3 separate regions of the Homo sapiens genome follow, and regions 2 and 3 are each linked to region 1. Evidence: chromatin loops called from intact Hi-C (ENCODE). Cell type or tissue: heart left ventricle. All regions are shown on one strand.

Region 1 (8,000 bases):
GGTCTTTGGTCCACCGGGCAGTCTGCTTAGGCAGAAATGACCTCACAGACCGCCTGAGCTCATCCTCTACCACCAGAAACTGCACCAGGATTAGCAATTTCCAAAGAATGTAGATACTCCTCACAGAAGAAACAGCAACCAATGTAAGAATGCTTCCCTGGTGATACAGGTACTAAGTCAGGATCTAACGTGATCTCTGATGCTCCCTATGAAAAGAATCACTGTGGAATATCCCAAACTACAGAAGAGCTGTGAGGCAGAAGCACCTCTGGACTAATACGATCACAAACCCTTTGAGCTGCTTTTTACAAAAATACTAGTTTTCAGCTGCTTCTTTAATTTATGCTGCATACATGAGTAAATATCTTTTTAAATTTTTTAAATGAACTTTTCAAAAGTACACAAAAATAAAACAGTAGAATGAACTCCATGAACCCACTGGTCAACTTCAACAGCACATCTGGCTTCTTCCATGATCCCCCCCCAAATACGACACATTGTATCCACAGTTTGTATTGTTCTTCAAAAAATAAGGATTTTTAATAATATAACCACTAATAAAGTAGGAATTGCCTTAATTGCAGATGTGCAACCCGCAGATATGAAGGCCCAACTGCAATGTGACACACGAGAAAAAGAAAGGCTGTAATTGGTCAATTCTAAGATGCCCTTTCCTCCACCACCCCCGACTGGAATGCAGCTCACAATCAATGACGTCGGCAATGCTATGGGCTGGGCAAGGCCCATGATGCATTCTTACCAGCCCATGCTCAATCATCCACATCTGCAGGACATATACGTCAATGGCTTAGAAGAAAATCCAAGAAACGACAATGAAGCAAGCACTCTTAATCCCTAAAAACCAAATCATGGTGGGATAGGAATGGATGGTGAATTGAGGAGTTAGGCAAAATTCCCAGAAGAGTCAAAGGCTGGCTACCTCGACTTCATTGCCAAGCTGTCTTCAAAGTCCAGAACCAATGGCTCTTAGTATTTTTATGGATTTTTTTCCTTAGGAAATGCTACATCACCAGCGCTTTTGGTGGCACAGTGGATGACTCTGTTTGAAGAAAATAGGCACTAACATCTGAGTCAAAAAGTGACTCAGAGTGCTTGGACTCTGAAAAACTTTTAGAACACTTTGCTCAATGTATTTCACTTGTATTTTCCTTTGTATCTATCTATGCCCGAGAGTGATATATGGAAAAATTGATGTCTCGGTCTGAAAGAGCTCTTTCAATAAGTAGAAAATAAGAATGCCAACTGATAAGAACCCGTTGTGTCACAGGTCAATGGACAGTGTTTTTTCTTTCCTAGTGGTCCACAAAATAATGGCATGTTTGACAAATAATGGCCTCTCGGAATTGATGAAAAAGTTGTATTCCAGACACAGGGGAAATTAGTGATGATCAAAAGTGAGACAGGAAGACAACTAAGTGAGCTCCCTGGCACAGGGGATGGGGCAGGACAAGGGCAGGAGGGGAAGGAGAGTGCGGCAGGGCAGGCCTTTTGAAGGTCACAGAGCAAAAGCTCAACATCTAGGTCAAGGGGAAAGCCCCAGAGGCAGCAAGGAGGAAACAATGAGACTGGGAGGCATCCCACACTGGGCCAACCCTCTCATCATCCAGGACAGCCATACAAATGCCCCTACCCAACAGTCATCTACACTTACCCAAATACTGATAACAGAGTACTTAATTCATGGGCATCTCCAAAACACAGGCCTTTAATTTGCACCGGCTCCTCAAGCTCTCACAGGGCAATTTAGCTAAGAAAGACCCTTCATTTGAAGTGCGTCATTTTTCTAGGGCAGCAGCCTGTCAGAAAGAAAAGAGTTCACTCCCTGGACTGGTCTCTGACGCAGAGAGGAAGAAACCTTGATGGCCACTCTTGAATGTGAAGGCCTCTCAAATTACCTGTTCTTTTTCCCGCCATGTAAATGCTCCAGTTGTTTTATCCAGAAGTACACTGGACGCACGGTGCCTAACCATCCCAATGGTTTTATGGGATTGGTACCTACCAATCCGATAAAATATCTAATGACCCTTCATAAATGAGAATGGCCTCTATGAAAAGCACCTGCATGCCCTCACCTTGAGAACCAGGACCAGCCACAACTTCCCACAGTTCCGCCTCCCTGAGATTGGCCATGAAGTCACATCTCCATTTTACTGTCCCCAAGTACAATACTATCTATCACAGAAGCTCAGTGTTACCCACATTGCCAAGAATAACCCCCCTCTCCAAAGCCTGGGTATCAGGCAGGCATCTGATCTCTGGTTTCCTGCAAATATGAATCAACAAACCCCACTCCCACCCGCAGCAACTCCCAAAGATCACATCACAGCGGAAATCCTGTGCTGGAAAAGGTGCACAGGGACCCAGGGGGATTTCTCGTTAAACAGCAATATGTGCAGAAAGCACTTTAAGAATGTGTACTGTTCTTCAATGGTGCACCTAACAATGAATGACTTACCCGATGCTTGGTGCTTCACAGAAGTCAGCTCAGGAATCAAGAAATGAGATTGTTCCACAAGCATATCCCACGAAGCTGATCAGCAAATTAAACTGCTGGAGCAGTCTAAATTAAAACTGCCTCGAGCAGCTGCAGGTCTGTAGTAAGGGAAGCGATTATGAGAGTACACACAACCTTTTAACCAGGATGCATTCATGCCTCATCGAGGAGACCAGAACAAGAACAGGTGACCAAGATGTCTACAGCATGGAGGGAAACTCCACCACTAGCCAACCAAAGGCAACATCCTTCGGGAAAGAAAACTGGCTCATTTGTTTAGCAAAAGAAACCAAGGAGTAGAGAGATCACCGAAAAAGAGGCTGGACGAAGATGAAACCAGGGGCTACCTCTGAAGCAGAGGGAACCACAATGGCTCCCTCTTAGTCTCAGCTCCAATCCTGCCTTCCCCATGAGCCTACGTGATCACCACTTTAATACTGCAACTATCCTTCCGCCCTCATCCCTAATCCCCATACACTGCTCTATTTTTTCCACAGCACACAGCACCTTTCTGCACACGACGTAACTGACTTCATGTCTACTGTCTGGCTCCCCGCAGCCCCCCACTAGAATGAAAGCTCCAAGACCACAAGGATTCCGTGTCTGCTACAACAACTGGTGTACTCCCAAACACTCAAGCAGTGCCTGGCACATAGGAGGGTCTCAAGAGATACTCACTGAAAGAATAAATGAAAAGAACCAGAGCCAGTTTTCATCTCTGCTCCTTCCGGAGGGGCAGCTGAGGATTGCGGCCTTCAGGACAGGCAGAGGCCTGGAGGGTAGGAACACAAATTCCATGGAGCAAAAGGTAAAAATGAAGAAAAGAGCAGCCGGGCACGGTGGCTCACGCCTGTAATCCCAGCACTTTGGGAGGCCGAGGTGGGTGGATCACTTGAGGTCAGGAGTTTGAGACCAGCCTGGGTGGTGAAACCCTGTCTCTATTAAAAATACAAAAATCAGCTGGGCATGGTGGTAGGTGCCTGTAATCCTAGCCACTCAGGAGGCTGAGGCACAAGAATCGCTTGAACCCGGGAGGCGGAGGTTGCAGTGAGCCGAGATTGTGCCACTGCACTCCAGCCTGGGCGACAGAGTGAGACTTTGTCTCAAAAAAAAAAAAAAAAAAAAAAGCAAAACAGACCAGCACTACTATCAAAGCATTATCAAGTGTGCATCTGCTCCAAGATGCCTTCCAGGAACTTTCCAAATGAGGCCGCAGTATGAGGGCACTGCCAATGCAAGGAAGGGGCATGGGAGGCCCAGGGAGCAGGAGCAAGCCAGGTTCACTGCTGGCTGGCAGAAACCCTCGGCCAGGAGTTGCAGAAAAACCCCACTGCCTCCAGAGGCCCTGAGGAGATCTCTTCCACCAGACAACCCTGGGTCTGCCACCTGTGAGCTCTGTGACCTTGGGAAAGTCACTTAACCTTTCTGTGCTTCAGTTTCATCAGTACACTAGAAGAAATAAAAGGGCTGAGATGAAATGCAGCCCTTTTATTTCTATGCACAGTGAGTGCCATGAAAGTGTTTATTAAATTTTGAAAATTAAAACGTATTAATATATTAGCCCTCCCCACAGTGGTTCACCCCAGACCACACAGAAAGGCAGTCTCATTACAAGAAGGTCTAACCATAATGGCTCAGACAGAAGGAATGAAATCAAAATTAACGGACTAAGGCAGTGGTTCTCTACCAAGGGCAATTCTGCCCACCTCCCACCCTCGCCAGGACACTTGGCAATGTCTGCACATTTTTGGTTGTTACAACTTGGAAGATCAGGGGTGGGAGAACTACTGGCATCTAGTGGGGAGAGGCTGGGGAAGCTGCTACACATCATACAATGCAGAGGACAGCCTTGCACAACAAAGAATGATCCAGCCCAGTGCAGTCGCTCACACCTGGAATCCCAATGCTTTGGGAGGCCAAGGCAGGAGGACCGCTTGAGCCCAGCCTGGGCAACATAGTGAAACCCTGTCCCTACAAAAAATTTAAAAATTAGCCTGCTGTGGTGACACATGCCTATAGTCTTAGCTACTCGGTAGGGTGAGGTGAAAGGATCACCTGAGCCCAGGAGTTTGAGGCTACAGTTAGCTCTGGTTGTACCACTGAGCTCTAACCTGGGTGGCAGAGTACAACTGTCTTAAAAAAAAAAAAAAGCCAGCCAAAAATGTCAATGGTGCCAGAGTTAAGAAACTGAACCAGAGCAACCACAGTCCCGAAAGTACCCTTGTCCCTGCCCAAATGCATGTCCTGACCTGAACTCTGGAAATTCAGTAACTCTACCCCCAACCCTCCTGGCCATTCCTCTTCCCTAAGAGTTAGGGACAGAAAACTGCCAGCCATGGGCAGGAGGAGGTGGTCAGCAGAGTGGCCTAGGAGAGACTCTCTGTTCCATGGGGAGCTCCTGGAAGGCTGCGGCAGAAGGGACAGTTGACCAGGGCAAGCAGCCAGCAAGGGCAGGCTGAGCCATGAGGGATCGGCCCATTTCCCAGCCCCCAGGCAGCCAGCCCTTAACTGCTTCTTTGTGACAGCCCGCCTCAGTGAGACAAGGGGCTCATATAACTCCCATAGCCTGGGAAAGCTTTTTAAATGTAAGCCTATGAGTGAGACTCTATGTGACAGTTTTTGTTTATCTCCAAATCCGGCCCTGATGAATCACTGTCATCTACATTTCAGCATGCTAAGAAACCTAATCCATATAAAACACCCCATGCTTCTGGGGCCCATACTAGTAGACATGACTAAGTGCAAAAATGCCAGTGTTTCACCCTGTGCTGCAGGAGGCAAGAGCCAGGCAGGAGCACAGTGCCACCTGCTTAGAGCAGGGAACCCTAGAAAGGTGGGGGCCCATCAGGGAAGATGGATTAGTGTCTTGAGCCCCTTTTATTTCCATGGTTTACAATAGAGAAAGGTGGGAGAGGCTTTCTGGACTGGGCAGGTAATCTGAAGACAGCTTTCCTGCCAACTCCATACTGGGTTCATCATGAAGATCAAGCACAGGGCCAAGGTAAAGGAATCTTCACACTGTTAAGAGAACAAGGTCAAGTTCCACTCTAAGGACAGGAGTGATCACTGGTGAGCACACATCAATGAATTCAATGTAATTCTCCATAGAGGAGAGTTCCCCGCCAGGCCCAGCCTATCCCAGACCCATTCAGGGGGGTTTGCATATGGAAGTACCAAGACATCCCTCCTCCTTAAAAACACCTCACCCATAAGGCAGTCTAGAGGCAAGGCCACAAGATTACAATGGTGGAACCAGAACTCTCAACAGTAACAGTGAATCAAGACTTACTCAGAGGGAAAAGGGATTGTTCCCATCATGGAAGTGGGGCTAGGCCTCCTTCTATCCAAGTGGCACATTTGCAGGGGTGACAATCAGCATGTTCACTATGGCACAGGCACAGAAGTGGGTCCAAGAGGCCCCTCAAGTGTCAGGATTCAACCCTTTGATTGCTGAACATGGGAAAGAGATCCCAAGGAAAGACCAGGGCAGCTAGGAACCGGAGGGCACTCAGGGGGTCTCAAGGCAGAGCATATTTAACAACCAGCATGGAAGTGCCCCACTGTTACATGTGAGTGGCATGGCTAAGCCAGTGTGTTTCCATCTGGATATCCACTGACTTGTACGGCTCAGCATCACCCATGCAGAGCTTCCAGAAGAGGCTTCACAAGGACAAAAGCACAAAAACCAACAGGGAGCATAGACTTGGCCAGGTTTGTGTGTTTTCTCATCACGTGAATTCTGCTGGGCACTCCAGGAGACTTCACAGGCTTTTCCCAGGAATACCTAGCTTCCCTTCCTGGGATCTCAGCCAGAGCCTCACAGTCGACTCCTGCTTACACCTGTGTCTCTGTCCCAGGCAGCCTCACCGCACCCCCCGCCACCCCCGCCCCACCACACCTGCTTTCACTAAGCCCACTGCCTCTGGACTTGCTAGAAGTTAGGCAGGACAGTGGCCTTGCCTGCTTTGACACTAAAATCAGTATCTTCCCAAACTGACTTCCCTCTCCCCAAAGCCCTAAGAAACATGAGCAGTAGCAAGAAGAAATTATGTCTTCCCCAACCCAATCTCCCCCACCCCCTCTCCCATCATTTTTCTGACCACCTCTTCCTCTGTTCCAAACAGGAGACCAACCACTCACCCATCATTCATCCAAACAGGAGCTAGGGTGGGGAAACTGACAGCGGGTCTGAAGACTCATAAAACCTTCACCAGCCTCCCAGGTGTCCCCCACCCCAAGGTCCAACAGAGCCTGGGCAAGCTGACCCCACTCAGTGCTGGGTAAAGCAGTTGCTTTTTCATTTTTGCTCAAGGGTCTAGGGAAGAGCTCGTTACTTTTGCACTGTTCAGCAGTCACACAATCTGTTTCCATTATGTTTGCTGACCCAGAGGCAGCCACAGCTTCACTCCAGAATTGGGAAACTTTATTTTCTTTAAAGAGAGAAGTTTATGTTACAGTGCCACTGTCGGATTATCTGGCTATACAGTGGTTTTCCCTGCTACTGTCCTCCCTGTGTCAACTTCAAACTCTCATTTGAAGTGGACTTTCTTTAAACTCCAAACTGATGATAGGTGGCAAGGAGTGGTATGGGTGTTCCCCTCCGCATCCACCAAGATGCTCACAGATTTTTGGCACCCATTAAACCACGTGAGGGCCCCATGCTCCACCTCAAGTCATGCATGCTTCCAGGGATCACAGCGACCTGCCCTTCTAACAAGAGGGGCAGGGCTACAGAGGGAGAGCAGTGGAGCTCAGAACCTGGGATCCCACCACAGGAACCCCTCGTTCAGGGACACGTCTGTCCACTGTTGGACACTACAACTGCCTAACCGCCAAGGCAAGCTGCACCCTCCACCCACATTCCCGATGGCTGCCCACTACTGGGATCCCCATTCTGACACCACAATTGGGTACAAGAGAGCTGGCATGGTGTCTGGACAACTTCCCAAAAAGTCCGTCTCTAACAGCATTTAAGATTCATAGCCCAAACCCCAAATGAACCAGTCAGATCAATCTCAGAGGTGGGGGTAACGGATAAAAAAAAGAAAGACGACTATTTTCCAGAAATCAAGAATTGTATCAGGAATACCGTGAACTTAAGATTCCTGGTTCACTACACTTTCAAGGGGATATTTAGGCTTTTATTTTTTCATTTTCCTCTTTTAGAGATAGCAGTTATTCAGCACCCACTAACAGTATTTAACTCTCCGAACAAGGCCATGAGGTAAGAATGATTACTCCCACTGCAAAGATGAGGAAACTGAGGGTCAGAGAGGTTCAATGCATCAGTGAAGGTCACTAAGCACAAAGAGGTAAACAGCTAGGTCTCACTCAATGCCAATAAGTGGATTTGTGCCATTTCCCTTTAATGTCTACTACTAGCTCAAAAACATTACTAGTTCCCAAATGGTTCAGCTTGGCATTTGAAGCCCGTTACAATTTAGTTCTGAATTTCTCCAACTTTACACCCTAACGTTCCCCTCCA
Region 2 (8,000 bases), 47 kb before region 1:
CGTATATTCACATGGAATGAAGAGAGGAAAAGAAAGACAGGAGAGAGACATTGAAACTCTGCCAATAATCCTTTCTAGGAGTGGCACACATTCCAATCCTGGAGAAATGATGACATGAGGCATGGCAAGAGAGTTTTAAGAGAGTTCAGCTTTTCACTTAAACAGAGTACTGGGATGTCACTGTTGGAAAGTGCTCACAATTTCTCATCTAAGCCGAAGTTGTCTGTTCTCCTTCCTACCTTAACAGTTTCTCACTGCCTGAAGGCAGCTGCCAAAACCCCTCTAAGCAAGCAGCACTCTTACCCACCAAAATCTATGACCTCTGATGAGAAACTCCCACTATCCCTTTGTACAACTTCAGATTTTGTCAGCATTATTGACGAAATCCCACAGATACGATATTACAAGATACAAAATTTAAGACACGATCTTGGCTGAAAGACTCACGATCCAAACGCAGTAAACCTTTCATCTCTCCTTATTCACTCTGCCTTTAATTTAAAATATGTGACGCTGTCAAACACCAGCCAGGCCTCGCTACACTCCTGAGGGAGGGGTCGCTAGGAAACTGCAGAATTTGAGAAACACAGGGACATTCTAACCAGCTATTCCTTCTTTCTCCCCACAGCCCCCTCCCTTCTCTGGCCTGTACAACTTCCTTAGTCCCATCTCTGTTACTCTGATTGTGGGAAAGGGATCCTGCACTCTAATTGTGTGATGGGTTATTGCATCTTCATTTATGAATTCTCTAATCTGGTATTCACTTTCAAACACTTGGCCCTCTTTGGCAGCCAACAATGCATAACCAGGCTTGGGAAGCCTTCACATTTGACAAGAATAGAGAACAACCGCTTAGCGGAGACCAGGTTACACGTCAAATGGACTCTTTCCAGCTTCATCAACAAATAAAGCAAAATCTGAGTGCAGGGCTGAGTGTAGGCTGTTTGGTGGAAGAGAACAACACTCTTGAAAACAGCCAGCGGTGCAGACACCAGGGTGTGCTCCTCCAGTGTTTGGAGGGCTGATTAGTGCACAGTAACCACAGGGCCACAATCCTGAGTTACTAACCACATAGCTGGGTTCTCAGAGAGAAAGACCACATTCCCAGACAGGCCACACCACCCTAGTCTGCCATGGGGGTAATGCAGGTGGGACCATCACGGCAGGTCCCACCCGTCCCCATGACTCCATTTTGGTTGCTGAATTCATGAGAAGGACTCAGGCCAAAAGAAGGTGGGAGGTTCCAAGACTGTGGCTTTTATTTCTCCAAGGATCTGCAAAACTTCAGATTGTTCAGGAACAGCAGGAAAATGTACTGCCTTGGTTCCAAATCACTCCAATGAGAAGTGCTGCCTGCCTCCTCCAAATACCTGGAGCCAGGGAATTACTCCCATTAGGCCCCACCATAGTTATTTCTGGACATGATGCAACCTGAGAGATTTTTTCATGCCACAGGTAGATTTAGGGAGAACTCAATTATATTTTCCTTGCTTTTTAGTAACATTAACACGCCACTGGTGACAAGGGGACATTCCAGCTTGCCACAAGTCCAGTACGACCACAGATCAGGTCAGAAGGGCTCTTGCGGGTGATAGACAGCTCTTGCAGCAATGTTTTGCAACACACCAGCACACAACATGCTTAAGAATTGGTGTCTCTCCCTCTGCTGTCTCCATGTCTACATCAAAATTAAAGAGAAGAAAATAATAAAATTAACCCCCAGAAAGTACCTATCAGTACTTGCACTTAATTCATTTCCACCTAAATCCAGGCCGGGTAATATTCTTGACATTGTATAGATCTAATGACAATGTCTTTACTTCTTTTTAAAGTTGAGCCAGGCACGTGACTGGTTTAAAGGCCACTTAGTCCAAAGGACAGGGAGTCATATCTTCAGGTCATCCTCACGTCACTATCCACATGCTTTCATTAAGTGGTCAAAGCTGTACGTTTGAAGCTACAGAGTTCACCAAATAAACAGAATGACTAAGAAACCAAAACCAGGTGTTTTCACATTTTTAGAGTCCCCTGACAGTGTGGTTCGGGGGTTTGGTTTCTGTATCACATCTGCTAAGTGTGCAGGTCATTTTCAAAACCACGCATGCTGAGAGACTAGCAAACAAAGGCAATGATCATGAGGTTAAAGTAGACAAAAGAAGGCAATTAAAACATTTCCACTACCCATCATATAGGAGAAGAACATAAGTACACCTGTTGCCTTCTAAATAAAATATATATTTTTCCTTTCCATAATCGTAGAAAGTAAAAAAGACTTAAGAAATGAAGTCAAGGTCTATTTCCACAAAGGCTCAAGCAAGACAATACCAAATGGGTACAAAATGAAAGACAACTGAAAATCAAAGGTGGAGTCGGCTCTCAGAGGTCTCCAAAGCTCGGTGTCTAAACTTAGCTGTGCGGGCAACACACACACAGACATACACAACCAGTATACGTCAGTTATTTTCGAACCCTGGAACTCACACAAAGACATGACCAACCTGCATGTGCCCCTCTTCAAAGTAGTCCCCTGGGGAGACCCTTGGTATTCCCATGATGCTGTCATCATTCAAAATATTTCTGGAACTCCCCTAACGGGTTGGCCCCCAGAGACAACAGCATAATGTTCATCCTCTAAAGCACATTTGTTTTTTGGAAACAGCTAACAACCACTTGGAGCCAAGCGTCACGAATAAGGCAGGTGATCAAGCTTGGAAATTTTGTTCTTGGTCAGAAACTCACAGTGGGCACCAAATGGCAAGTATAATTTCTCCTAAGGCTCATAGACTAGCTGTGACCACGATGCCAAAAGCAGAGGTTCAACAATGTTCTGAACGCTGAAAATAAGTGTGAAGTCTCCTAAACAGCATGCTTGAAACTCGCCACTTTGAATACACTTGTTCTGATTAGACTATTACAACCAGCCTTGTGTCTTTATAACAATGTCTTGATAAATCACTACTGCACATCCCCAACTCAATGTAGCCCCAAGCAAGTTATTAATAACAAGGGGATGCGGGACACTTCAACTGCCAATCAAGAGACGACAGGCCACAACCCTGCACAGAGATGTCTGCATTCCACAGGCAGATGTCAACGCCCAGGAGTACGTGCAGACATAAATATGCACTATACGCGTGTGCAGAGATCTATATATACACCACAGATTCACAGCTCATCCCAAATCATCCTTAGTGGGCTTATCCTAAATATAGATAATAAATTCATGTTAATAATAGCTGAGACCTTTAAAATGCTCTGAAGGAAAACACACACACACGGATGAACACACACACACACGTATGTACATGCACACACACACACACACAGAGCCACCCTTATGCATTCCTGCACGCTGATCCACTGTGGTTTTCTGGTTTCCTTATCCCTGGGGGGAAAATTTTGTCAAAAAGATACACCCAAGAAATGTAAGCTAAACACTGACAGAGGCCTTCCCTGGAACACTTGTCCCAACATGCTATGATTTGAAAAGATGAGGGGGTCACTGAGAGACCAGGTCGAGGGAGAGAGAGGAGCAGCGGAGCAGCCACTGATTTGGAGGCCTCAGGGCTTGGGATTTATTTAACAGATTTTCTGAACCTCAATCTCATGGAGAATGAATTCTTTCAAGGGAAAGCGATATCTTTTCTTTTCTAACCAACTACAAAAGAACTGGTCCACTAGCCAAATATAATCAAGTTTGGTTTGGTTATATAGTTTGCCAAATATAACCAAGGAAAGCACCAGCTGTCTGTCTACCCATGCTTGCGGGGCAAAGGTTTATGAGGAAAATGGCATTATCCCAGTTCCTGGCAAACAACCTGTTCATAATGTACAGCACCGCTCAGGAGGAAGGGTGAACACTGGATTCAAATTCTAAACCCACAGTCCCAGCTAGTCGGGAGGCTGAGGCTTGAATGGTTGAGCCCAAGAGTTCAAGGCTAGCCTGGGCAACAGAGTAAGACCCTGTCCCTTGAAAAAAAAAAAAAAAAAAAGCATAACAGTATTTAAATAAACTACAAAGGGAAATATAAATTTATATATCAAAAAATAAACGTTATAAGATAAATAAATACATTCTAAATCCCTCCTCCCCTCTTCTAGCTGTGTGACCTCGAGCAAGTTACTGATGCTCCCAATGTCCCAATGTCCCCTTTTTGGGATCTATGCAAAGTGGGGTATGCAAAAGCACTCATCCTCCTGGGGCTGCTGAAGGGACTGACTCCGTGGGCATGGAAAGTTCCCAGCACAGTCCCTGAGTTACAGTCAGCTATTATTGCTTATGATGATGGCAACCTACTAAAGGCAGACACTGATGTTCTCCTCGGCAAAAACAAAGCCTTGTGAAATGGACATCCGCCTAATTCTCCCCTCAAACCTTGCCTTGAGTATTCTGGAATGGTGGTAGGGTTCTCCTCCTCAAAGAAGTAACCCATCAGAAACCTGGCAGGGACAAAGAAGAGGGGAGTGAGGGAATGCAACCAGGATGGAGACAGAAACAAAAAGAGAAGGGAAAAATCAAGAAGGCAAACAGGGGAGGGCAGGAAAGCCAACAGAGTTGTCTGTTCACGCACAAAAGCCTGCTGGTGCTTCCTCCAGTGCAGGGAGCCTGCCCCACCGCCCGCCACGGGACTAAGACAGCGCCTCCTCAGGTGTGGTCCAGGGACCCATACAAAGCCTTCACAACCCCACAGGCATGTGCCAGCACACAGCAGGCAGGTGCAGCACCATGGCTCTTGCAGAAAAGAGGAAAGAGCTGGAAGTGACCTCCAGATCCCAGGGAATGTCAACAAGGAAGTGGCTCTATGCCATTTGGACACTGGCTGGAGATCATTGCGTTAAACATCCTCCCTTCAGAGGAGCATCAGGAAAGGGTACGTGGCCAGCAGGATGCAGTACCAGGGAGAACCACTTGGTGCGTACCATTCTAAGACATGTTTTCAATAAATCCGGAGAAAGATTAGGAGTCCTAAACCACAGTTAACCAATTTCTGGCCTAGTGTTTACATCAAAGTTTGCATATAAGCCACTCAGCCTATCAAAATATTAAGGAAGTCACTGGGAATTTTATTTTATCCAAGGGGTGGAAGCAGTGCCAACATGATCTAGCCTGAGATTCAGCTGTGTCTGGCCATGTGTGACGACCTGGGGCCACAGTCACTGGAAAGAAGATACCGGCAGGGCATTTAGTGTGTGCGGAGGAGGATGAGGGAAGTTTTCTCTCCCAAGCAGCCTGGGGAGAGGCCGAGGAGAAAGGAATGCTGTTGTTTGGGTGACCAGCCCTGGGGAGCTGTGCGTCCCTGAGTCCTGCGGAAGGAAGGGCAGATCGGAGCTGAGCAGCCATTTTCATGACTGATCTGCTGCTTCGTGTCCAGCTGGCACAGGCGACACTGGAGGGGAGAGGCCCGGGACTCCACTTAGACATGGAACACAGTGTTCCCCAAAGCCGACTCCAGGGATGTGTGGAGGTACCAAGAGGGTTTGTAGTTTGGCAGGTTTGAGAGGCAACACCCTTGGCGGGGACTGCCCTCTTCTCGGGAAGAGCCCTGGAGATGGCTGACATGGGAGCAGATGACATCCACAAGGCAGGCATCCAAGGGCATCCAAGGGCTGTTCCTGATAGGCACGTCCTGGACCCCTGGAACTGAATGGGTGGAACTTTGAGAAAAGACAGGGCAAGCTGGTTAACACTGTTACTATGTAACCTTACAACACCAGCTGCTGAGGCCTGGAGAATCCCAGGTGTAGCCTTTAACACCGCCCACTCACCCCCACCCCCACCCCCAACGCATGCAAGAGGCTAGTGAGGACTGCAGTGTATGGTGGCAGACGCTTGGAGATGCTCCGGCCAGGTGCCGAGGGCACAGGGGAGGAACAGGAAAGCAGGCCGCCCTGAGCCCAATAGCGAACCGCAAACGCTTCCCAGCACAGAGAACCAGGGCTCTCTGGGAAAGGCTGACTCCAGGTCTGGGGCAGGAACAGACAATGTGACCCCGGGAATCTTACCACAGTATACAGCAACACGGTCCTCAAAGGCCATGACAATCACGCCAATGGGATGTAGGGCCCACCTCAAGCAGCTTTCACTGACCAAAGCTGGGAAAATGTGAACCCTAATAATAATAACTGGAATAAGCTGAAATGCAAATGTGTAAGTCCACATAATGCCATAAAACCAAACAAGCAAAAAGCCCTATCTGGTTACCACTGACTAGAAACTGATAAATAAAAGGAAGAAACTGACATGGGTGTTATCTTTCCCCCATGGACAGTACCACCAGGTAAACAAATAGTGGGGGTGGGGGGAGTTCTCTTTATACAAACAGCCTAGCAAAGAAATTACACTCGCAGATAGAATTAAAATGTTACAATGTTGAAAGCCTAAAGAACTAGGAGATACAGACACTGAGTATCAATGGTTGCCTCCACCACAGAAACCCAGTGCCCTGTGCCTCCAGGTCCAAGAGTGCAGCACAGACCCCACGTGGCGAGCAGCCTCGCCCATCCCTCAAAGAGGAAGAAACAAATCAAATGGGAATCTCATCAAGGCTCTACACCCGACTTCACATTTGCAGGAAACAGAGCACGGAGGAACATGGAAAACTACCCCACGGAGACGCAAGCCACAAAATCCAGGCTGGAAAACAGTAAGGCGATTCCCAGCTCCCTTCACAAAAACCTGTACGCACAAGTCAATGAAATGACCAAAAGCAGAGGGAAAAAAGAAAACTCCGATTTTCCAAGAACCAGAGGTTGTATGAATCAACCACAGTCGGTAACTTTATATAAATCCTGAATTAAGAAAAATTATAAATACAGGTATAACATTTAGGAACCAAATGGAGATTTGAGCGATAATTAAATATGGATGCCCTTAAGGAACTTGTTAATTGTTTTTAAGTATGATTTATGGTACTGTGAGTTCAAACTATCTTTTAGAGACACACACTAAAATATTTATAGGTAAAATAAGATGATTTCTGGGGCCCATTTCCAGGGTGGTCATGGACAGGACAGGGCTGACCATAGGCTGATCGGATAAAGGCAGGGTGAGGGGCAGGCAGAGTTCATTATACTATTGAGTCTACTTACATATATTTGAACTTTACTATAATAACTTTTTTTAATTGGGCTAGTAGGATGAGAGGAAGGGCGTCACAGAGGAGGTGCCATCTGAACCGCATCTTACAGGGCATGAAGGCCGGACGATGCTCCCACCGAGACAGTGCGGGGAGGAGCCACGCGGGGAAGAACCGACAGCCAGTCCCCGTAGGGCAAAGGCAAAAAATAGTTGAGGCTGGAGAGAGGTGGGAAGAAGCCAGGGCTCCAGGGAGATAAGGAACCAGCCATACTTGTGCTTCTGGCCCTACAGGGACTCTGGTGACCCTGCAGATGGTGGCACTGATGGGACTATAAAAGAGAGGGGCCTCCCAGGAAGGCACCACAACAGATGTGGCTGCTATGTGTGACTAACCGCCCTGGTCAAAAAATAGGCTTGCACACTTTGGAAGACAGTTTGGCAGGATCTTACAAAACTAAACATACACTTTCTATACAGTCCAGTGAGCGCACTCGTTGGAATTTATCCAAAGGAGTTGAAAACTTATGTCCACACAAAAACCTGCATACAAATGTTCCTAACACCTTTATTCATAATTGCTACAATGTGAAACAACCAAGATGTCCTTTGTCATGATGGACACATCTAGGCAAATGGATTAACTGTGGTATATCCAGACAACGGAACAGTATTCAGTGCTAAAAAGAAATGAGCTCTCCAGTCATGAAAAGACATGGAAGAACCTTAAATACATAGGACTAAGTGAAAGAAGCCAATTTGAAAAGGCTACATACTGAATGATTCCAACATTCTGGGATAGGCAAAGTGATGGAGACAGTAAAAAGATCAGTGGTTATCGGGGTTGGGAGGGATGAACAGGGAGCACACAGACAATTCCAAGGGCAGCGAAGCTATTCCATATGACACTGCCCAGAACAGAGTG
Region 3 (8,000 bases), 210 kb after region 1:
CCGTTGAGGAAAATAGCCCTAGTAACCAGCAAAAAAGCCTGGTATTATATCTCCTGGGTATAGAAAAGACATCAGATGTTTTTCTCTCTGGTCTAAATTTCTTTTTATTCTCTCTGTAAATCTAGAAAAGTATTCACATTTCATTAAATTGATTCAGATTGAATCTAAATGAGGGTTAAATATAATTTTCTGAATGCTACCAACCTATAATTCCTGTGTCTAAATAAAAATAACCAACAGTTTAAAATGAGGTGATGGGTGAGATTTCATTTGGTGGTTTGAAGCCCTCTGAATTTGCTACAGATAATCAGATTTGCCACAGAAAGTATTTGTATGCTTTCTTTACTTGTGCTTAATATTGGCCCACTTTTTTTTTTTTCTTTGAGACAGGGTCTTGCCCAGGCTGGAGTGCAGTGGCACAAAGCTCACTGCAGCCTTGAACCTGTGGGCAAGTGATCCTTCTGCCTCAGCCTCCCAAGTAGCTGGGACTACAGGAATGCAACACCACAACCGGCCTTTTTTTTTTCATTTATAGGGATGGGTCTCAGCGTGTTGCCCAGGCTGGCCTCAAACTCCTAGCCTCAAATGATCCGCCCACCTCAGCCTCCTAAAATGCTGAGATTACAGGCATGAGCCACCCTGCCCAGCCTGGCCTGGTTCTTTTACAAAACATTCTAGATGTTTATGACTCACGTGTCTTTGGTACAAAAGAGGGGTGGGGGAAACAGGGTGTGTCCGGAATTGGTGGGTTCTTGCTCTCACTGACTTCAAGAATGAAGCCGCAGACCCTCACGGTGAGTGTTAACAGCTCTTAAGGTGGCGCGTCTGGAGTCTGTCCCTTCTGATGTTCAGATGTGTTGGGAGTTTCTTCCTTCTGGTGGGTTCGTGGTCTCGCTGGCTCAGGAGTGAAGCTGCAGACCTTCACAGTGAGTGTTACAGCTCTTAAGGTAGCACGTCTGGAGTTGTTCATTCCTCCCGGTGGGCTCATGGTCTTGCTGGGCTCAGGAGTGAAGCTGCAGATCTTCGCCGTGAGTGTTACAGCTCATAAAAGCAGCGTGGACCCGAAGAGTGAGCAGTAGCAAGATTTATTGCAAAGAGCGAAAGAACAAAGCTTCCACGGTGTGGAAGGGGACCCAAGAGGGTTGCCAATGCTGGCTCCGGCAACCCGCTTTTATTCTCTTACCTGGCCCCACCCACATCCTGCTGATTGGTAGAGCCGAGTGGCCTGTTTTGTCAGGGTGCTGATTGGTGTGTTTACAATCCCTGAGCTAGATACAAAGGTTCTCCACGTCCCCATCAGATTAGTTAGATACAGAGTTTCGACACACAGGTTCTCCAAGGCCCCACCAGAGCAGCTAGATACAGAGTGTCGATTGGTGCATTCACAAACCTTGAGCTAAACACAGGGTGCTGATTGGTGTGTTTACAAACCTTGAGCTAGATACAGAGTGCCGATTGGTGTATTTACAATCCTTGAGCTAGACATAAAGGTTCTCCACGTCCTCACCAGAGCAGCTAGATACAGAGTGTCGATTGGTGCACTCACAAACCTTGAGCTAAACACAGGGTGCTGATTGGTGTATTTACAATCCCTGAGCTACATGTAAAGACTCTCCACGTCCCCACCAGACTCAGGAGCCCAGCTGGCTTCACCCAGTGGATCCCGCACCAGGGCTGCGGGTGGAGCTGCCTGCCAGTCCTGCGCCGTGCGCTCGCATTCCTCAGCCCTTGGGTGGTCGATGGGACTGGGCACCGTGGAATAGAGGGTGGTGCTCGTCGGGGAAGCTCGGGCCGCACAGGAGCCCATGGAGTGGGTGGGAGGCTCAGGCATGGCGGGCTGCAGGTCCCGAGCCCTGCCCCGTGGGAAGGCAGCTAAGGCCCGGTGAGAAATCGAGCGCAGCGCCGGCAGGCTGGCACTGCTGGGGGACCCAGTACACCCTCCGCAGCCACTGGCCCGGGTGCTAAGCCCCTCACAGCCCGGGGCCGCAGGGCCGGCCGGCCGCTCCGAGTGCGGGGCCCGCCAAGCCACCCCACCCAGAACTCCAGCTGGCCGGCAAGCGCCGCGCACAACCCCAGTTCCTGCTCGCGCCTCTCCCTCCACACCTCCCTGCAAGCTGAGGGAGCCAGCTCTGGCCTTGGCCGGCCCAGAAACGGGCTCCCACAGTGCAGCGGCGGGCCGAAGGGCTCCTCAAGTGCCGCCAAAGTGGGAACCCAGGCAGAGGAGGCGCCGAGAGCGAGCGAGGGCTGTGAGGACTGCCAGCACGCTGTCACCTCTCAAGGGGATATGGGATGAGCCAGATACCCCAAAATATCTTCCTAAACTCCACAGAAGGGAGCGAGGCAGGGCAGAGGGCACCAAGGGAGGTGCCCCGTGAGATTCTGCACAGAGGGTTCGAATGACAGGGCCTTGCTGTGAAAGTCACCGAGTGCGCTTGTTTTTGTTTGGGTGGAAATCACTCAGAATAACATGGCTCGCTGCACTCAGATGCCAGCTCTTGGGATGATATTAAATCTCCCTACTGAATACAAAGTCTCCTGTTAAAAAGCAATCAAAATAATCCTCAGGAACAGGTGGACGATAAATTAATGAGCACAATCTTTTCCTTCAAATTGAGCTGGGGAAGAAATTAATTACTGGGCAAACCGGTAACAAAGAGGGATCCCCGCCTCCTGCAGCCTTGGAGCCCTCTGTGATTTTGTTCTCCCGAAATCTAATTTCCATGAAACACTTCAGGGAAGTGTGTATCGCAGCATAAGAATTTCTTAGCAGGCGTGCTAATATGAACGCCATAATTCCCCAGTAAGGAGATCTCGCTCTGCTCGAAAGGCCTGGGACTGACAAGGATGATATTTCAGAGAGGTCTGCAGTTCGTTCCCAGACACTGTTAATAACCACCATACAGATTAAATGAGGACTGAGCTGGTGGGACTGGACCCCCGGAAGGTGGATATAAATTTTATTTATAGGATAGATATGTACAAATACATAAAATCTTTATTTTCAGTGGCATAACTTCTATATCTGCCTAGAATACAAATACACTTTCCTGGGTGATCCAGTGTCCTTTGCAGAGAGTTTCTAAGGCAGAAGCCTTAGCAATGTCACCCTTGCAGCTATTTATAGGGCCCTGGCACTTGGTGGAAGCTGACTAATGGTGGCATGCCAAATGACACCGAGAACACTGCTGCTGGCCCTAAATCATCCTCTCATGAGTCCACACTCTGTGGCCCTTCTCCCTTCCCAGGCTGGGATGCCGCTTCTGTCTGGGGTTGGGCAGACACGGCCAGGACTCAGCCCCTGTTAAGGGGAAGGAGAAGGAGAGTAATGTTTGCCTGAGCCAGGTCCTGTATTAGGCTACTTACATTAAATCCTCTGGGCCACCTGGGAGGTTGGGCAACTGGCTTCCTTGGCTTGAACACGAAGAAAACAAGACTCAGAGGTTACATTTCTTCCCTCTGGGACAGACCACTGAGACCTGGCTAATAGCAGTGGGATATTCCCGACTCGGTGGCCTTCCTTTGTCCCTTACGCTTCTCACTGCTGTTCAGTGAGTAACACTTGATTTTCTTTATCCTGCTTGACTTTCAGTGAGCAGCTGGATCTCAGCTGGGAAGGAAACCTTGGAAGTGCTCCTAGGACCAGGGCTGGAGGAGCCAGCCGGCCCTGCCCTCCCTGTGGGAGATGCTGACCTCCTCCTAACCTCCCTTTCTGTTTCCAGCCTGTAAAGTGAGGGCGTGAATGCTTAATTTCCCAGGCTGGTGTGAGGAATCGATGGGACAACTCAGTAAACGGCTGACCCCTGCCTGGCACGGAGGTAGTGACAAGCCCTGCCAGGGTGGCCCGAGTGTCCCGGTGCTGGGCCCGCCACTGCCTCTTAGATGTTCTTTCATCTTGGACGTCTGAGAGGCAGTGAAATCGCTTCATTTCTCTGAGTCTCAGTTTCCTCATCTGTGATGTGACAATCACATCCTCTCATGACTTTACGTATAAATCAGTGAAAATGGTAGGTTATTAATTTTTAATTTGAAAAACAGAAATTTTTACAAATGCAAGCCCCATTCTACAATAGTGGGCCACATGGGACTCAAAAGTGATGGGACCCACCCTTAGACCCATTAGGATGGCTATTATAATAAACAAAACAAAATAGAAAACAACAAGTGTTGGTGAGGATATGGAGAAACTGGAACCTTTGTACCCTGTTGGTGGGAATGCAAAATGGTGCAGCCATTGTGGAAAATCACATGGTGGTTTCTCAAAAAATTAAGAATAGAATTGCCATGTGAGTATATTCCACTTCGGAGGATACACCTGAAAGAATTGAAAGCAGGGTGTCAAAGAGATACTTGTGCACCCATGTTCACAGCAGCACTATTCACAATAGTGAAAGGAAGGAGTAACCTACGTGTCCACTGGTGAAAGAAGGAACAAACAATACGTGCTCCACATACAATGGAACATTATTCAGCCTTAAAAAGAAGGAGATTCTGGCTGGGCGCGGTGGCTCACGCCTGTAATCCCAGCACTTTGGGAGGCTGTGGCGGGCAGATCCCCTGAGGTCAGGAGTTCCAAATCAGCCTGGCCAACATGGCAAAACCACATCTCTACTAAAAATATAAAAATTAGCTGGGCGTGGTGGCACACACTTGTAGTCCCAGCCACTCGGGAGGCTGAGGCAGGAGAATAGCTTCAACCTGGGAGGCAGAGGTTGCAGTGAACAGAGATCATGCCATTGCACTCCAGCCTGGGCAACAGAGTGAGACTCTGTCTATAAAAAAAAAAAAAAAGAAAGAAAAAAGAAAAAGAAAAGAAGGAGATTCCTGCAACATGGGTGAAACCTCAGGACATCATGCTCGGTGAAATCAGCCAGTCACATAAGAACAAGTAACAGTATGATTTCACTTATATGAGGTACCCAGAGAGTCAAATTCATAGAGACAGAAAGTGGAATCGTGGCTGCCAGGGTTGTGGGAGGGAGAATGTGGAGTTCGTGTTTAAGGAGTACAGAGTTTCAGTTTGGGACGATGACAGAGTTCTGGAAGATGGATGTGGTGAAGGCCGTGTAACAACGAGAAAGTACTTAATGTCACTGGACTGTTAAAAAAAATGGTTAAAATGGTAAATTGGTTAAAAAAAAAGAGGAGGGTTTTTAAAATGTTTCCCTTCCCACTCTGCCTTTGCCTGCTTCTCTCAGGCAGGGCCAGCTTAGCCATGAGAAGCTGACCCCTTCGACATCGACTGTCTTGTTTTAGACAAGAAGACTCAGAGAATAAACAGGCTTTGTCCGGGCAGTTTACATCGGTGGGAGGGAAGTGAGCTCAGGGCGGGCTTGCCTGAGCTGGAGTCCCTGCCGTGGCCTTCCTCAGCAGGCCTCAGCTTTCTCCCCGTTACACTGGGGGTGATGATAATGACACATCTCAGAGGTGGTGAGGTTTGAATGAGCGAACACACAAAACGTCTCACAGCCTGTGGCATGCATAAGCAACTCAATAAGTCTTAGCTATTAGTATTTTACATGTAAAAAGAGAGAAGGAAGGAACCACTTCTATTATTCCAGCTTACATGGAAAATAAAGTGGTCTGTGCAAGCAGCTTAATGCAGCTGCTGGCAAAATTTGGTTTGCCCTTCCAAAGTCAGCCCAGAGAGTCTGCTGGGGCACTCTCTGTGTAGCTGGTGGGACCTCTATATGCACAGGAAGGTCCACTGCACCCCAGATACCCCTTTCCCAAGGGGAGCCTCTGGAGCCTGCCTTACCTGGGAGGGAAAGACAGAGGAAGAATTATCTCTTCTCCCTGCCCCGTTAGTCTCGGGAAACTTCACAGGCTTGTGACAACCTGCTCCCCTTTCACCTCCCACTCCTCCTTGCCTGCCACAGGGGAGGATGAACTGAACTCAAAAAATGACTGTTCATGGCACAAAGCCTAATGTATTACTGGGGCCATATTCATGGCACCAGCATAATGACAGCCTCAGATCTAATCACATAAATATGAACGTTGAGATTTGGACAAATCATGACCTTGTTGCTGTGTTCCATCGCTAAATCCAGAAGAAAGTGTTCTACACTATAACTATGTAGGAAGCCGGGGTAAAACACCAAAGATCATTTAAACTGAGATGAAGCTGGCAGAAGCTTCTTAATGCTGCACGCAGTTGAGAGGTAGAGACTCAAATCACCCTTTAAGAGCTGATAGTGCCTGTGTTCTAAGAAACCCACCCTACATGAACAAGTGACCATTAACCACAAGTCAGAATCTGAGAGTTGGGTCTGGGGAAGCAGGTGTGGAGGGGTGACGAAGTGGGGTTGTCACTCTGCAGCCCTTGCTGATTTGATTTAAAAAAAAAAAAGAGTTTCAAGTGTATGTTTGGGTGGAGATGAAAATGTTCCTTCACAAACAGCTGCTCCAACAAATCAGAAACCAAAGCTGGGGGCCTGGAGTGGCCCCAGCTGAGCTGATTCATCCTAGACTGCCCTGACGGTCTATATGTGGAGTTATCTAAGACAAAACAGCCGGGACGTTGGCTGATGAAGAAGTGACCATTCGGCTGGAGACAGAGTCAACGCTTTCTCTAAAGCAAGAGCACATCCCTTAATCTCCTGCTAAATACTGTAAGGAGACATCAGCATAAGATTGGGGTTGAAGGCAGAGGCCCCTAGGTTAAACTCCTGCCTCTACCATTGGCTAGTTTATAATCTTGGGCAAATTTCTTAACCCCTGGAACCTCAGTTGGCTCATCTGGAAAATGGAGATGATATCTCTTTCTTACATGATAAAATGAGATAATTTTATGAAGTATCTAGCCCGATACCCAGGCTGAATCTGTCCTGGAGAAAGACGATTCTATGGCAGGACCTGGGAGGCTGTGGCCAGCAGCTCTGTGCACCATTCCAATCTTCGCGACCCACTCTTCCTCCAGCCGCTACTGTGCAAGCTTCAACCGGCTTCCAGCAGGTGTAAATAGGTGGCCCACATGGCCTATCTTGCCCAGGGCTGCTTTGAGGTGAGAAGTGGAGTGACCCAGGGAACCTCCTCTACACACACACACATACACACACACACACACACACACACACACACACACACAGAGAGAAGCACAGGGCGTTGCAACCCCTGGTCAGTGTCAGCCTCCCGTGGGAACGCAGCCTCAGCTGCCCATAGCTGTGGCATATGGAGACTGTGTCCCCGTGTGGCTTTCTCTCCTTCTCTTCTTCCCAGTCAGGCCCCCTCTCTGGCTCTGCTCCCTGGGATCACAGCTTGTACTGTGATAAGATTTAGTCCCAGGCTCTGCTTTCCAGGTGCCAGGCTGAGACATGGGATGAGTGGGGCAAGGGGAAACATTCCCCTTCTTTTGGCGTTCCATGGCTGCTACTAGACTTGGAAGGGCTCCAGCATGCTGGGACCCTCTAGGTGATGAAGGGAGGCTGCTCCTTAACCCTTGGAGGCCCTCAGAGCTTGGCAGGGCAGGGAAGAGAAGTCTCTGGTGGTTGCCATGCCTAGAAGCTCTTCATTCACCCCTAATATCCTGCTAAGTATTGTAAGGAGGCATCAGGGGAAGATTGAGGTTGAGGGCAGACGACCCTGGGTTAAAATCCTGCCTCTACCATTGGCTAGTTTATAACCTGGGGCAAATTTCTTAACCACCAGAAGCTTGGTGGGCTCATCTGGAAAACGGAGGTGATGTTCCTTTATTACAAGATAAAATGAGATAATTTTATGAAATATCTAGCCTGATACCGAGGAACTGCTTAAGAAGTGGTTATTGTTATGGCATTCTCTTTGACCTTGGCTTGTCTGTGTTACAGAGACTTAGTGAGTGACTATTAGATGTTGATGCTTCCTTTATTCTAGAAAATAACCTAAACAAGTAAGGCTCCAACACCATTGTTCTTGGAGAAAGCTGTAAAGTAACCATTGATCTAAAGAAAGATATTTTAGACTCAGAAACCAAGTAAGTTGTTTTGCTTTTATCTTTGCAATACAAATGGTTGGGCTTGGTG

Evidence for each region. Hi-C counts contacts between places; a loop is a spot of excess contacts. Peaks named below come from ENCODE experiments on the same cell type or tissue, not always from the same donor. Only the 100,000 strongest peaks of a DNase experiment are listed, where the experiment ranks them.
Region 2: a loop joins it to region 1, with 2.2 times the contacts of the local background. A loop is called at or near these places in 19 of 110 quality-filtered maps.
Region 3: it touches region 1 in a loop (2.1-fold over the local background); 7 of 110 quality-filtered maps call a loop at or near these places.

Annotation. Positions count from the first base shown.
Region 1 is chr1:230,070,764-230,078,763 of GRCh38, reverse strand. All of the region lies in intron 1 of GALNT2 (polypeptide N-acetylgalactosaminyltransferase 2), which reads right to left. Among named protein-coding and RNA genes, the nearest start is that of GALNT2, 7.5 kb to the right of the region's middle. RefSeq lists a silencer at 7,086-7,266. In heart left ventricle, no CTCF peak of the experiment used is centred here; a DNase peak (open chromatin) is centred at 4,963.
Region 2 is chr1:230,117,941-230,125,940 of GRCh38, reverse strand. All of the region lies in intron 1 of GALNT2 (polypeptide N-acetylgalactosaminyltransferase 2), which reads right to left. Among named protein-coding and RNA genes, the nearest start is that of GALNT2, 55 kb to the right of the region's middle. RefSeq lists a silencer at 1,425-1,719 and enhancers at 2,461-2,670, 2,681-2,810. In heart left ventricle, a CTCF peak has its summit at 4,908; a DNase peak (open chromatin) is centred at 5,376.
Region 3 is chr1:229,859,553-229,867,552 of GRCh38, reverse strand. LOC105373162 (a long non-coding RNA gene) reads left to right here and starts at 591. Exons shown (of 4, transcript XR_001737830.1): 1 at 591-794. In heart left ventricle, no CTCF peak of the experiment used is centred here; a DNase peak (open chromatin) is centred at 3,677; H3K27ac peaks cover 2,869 bases.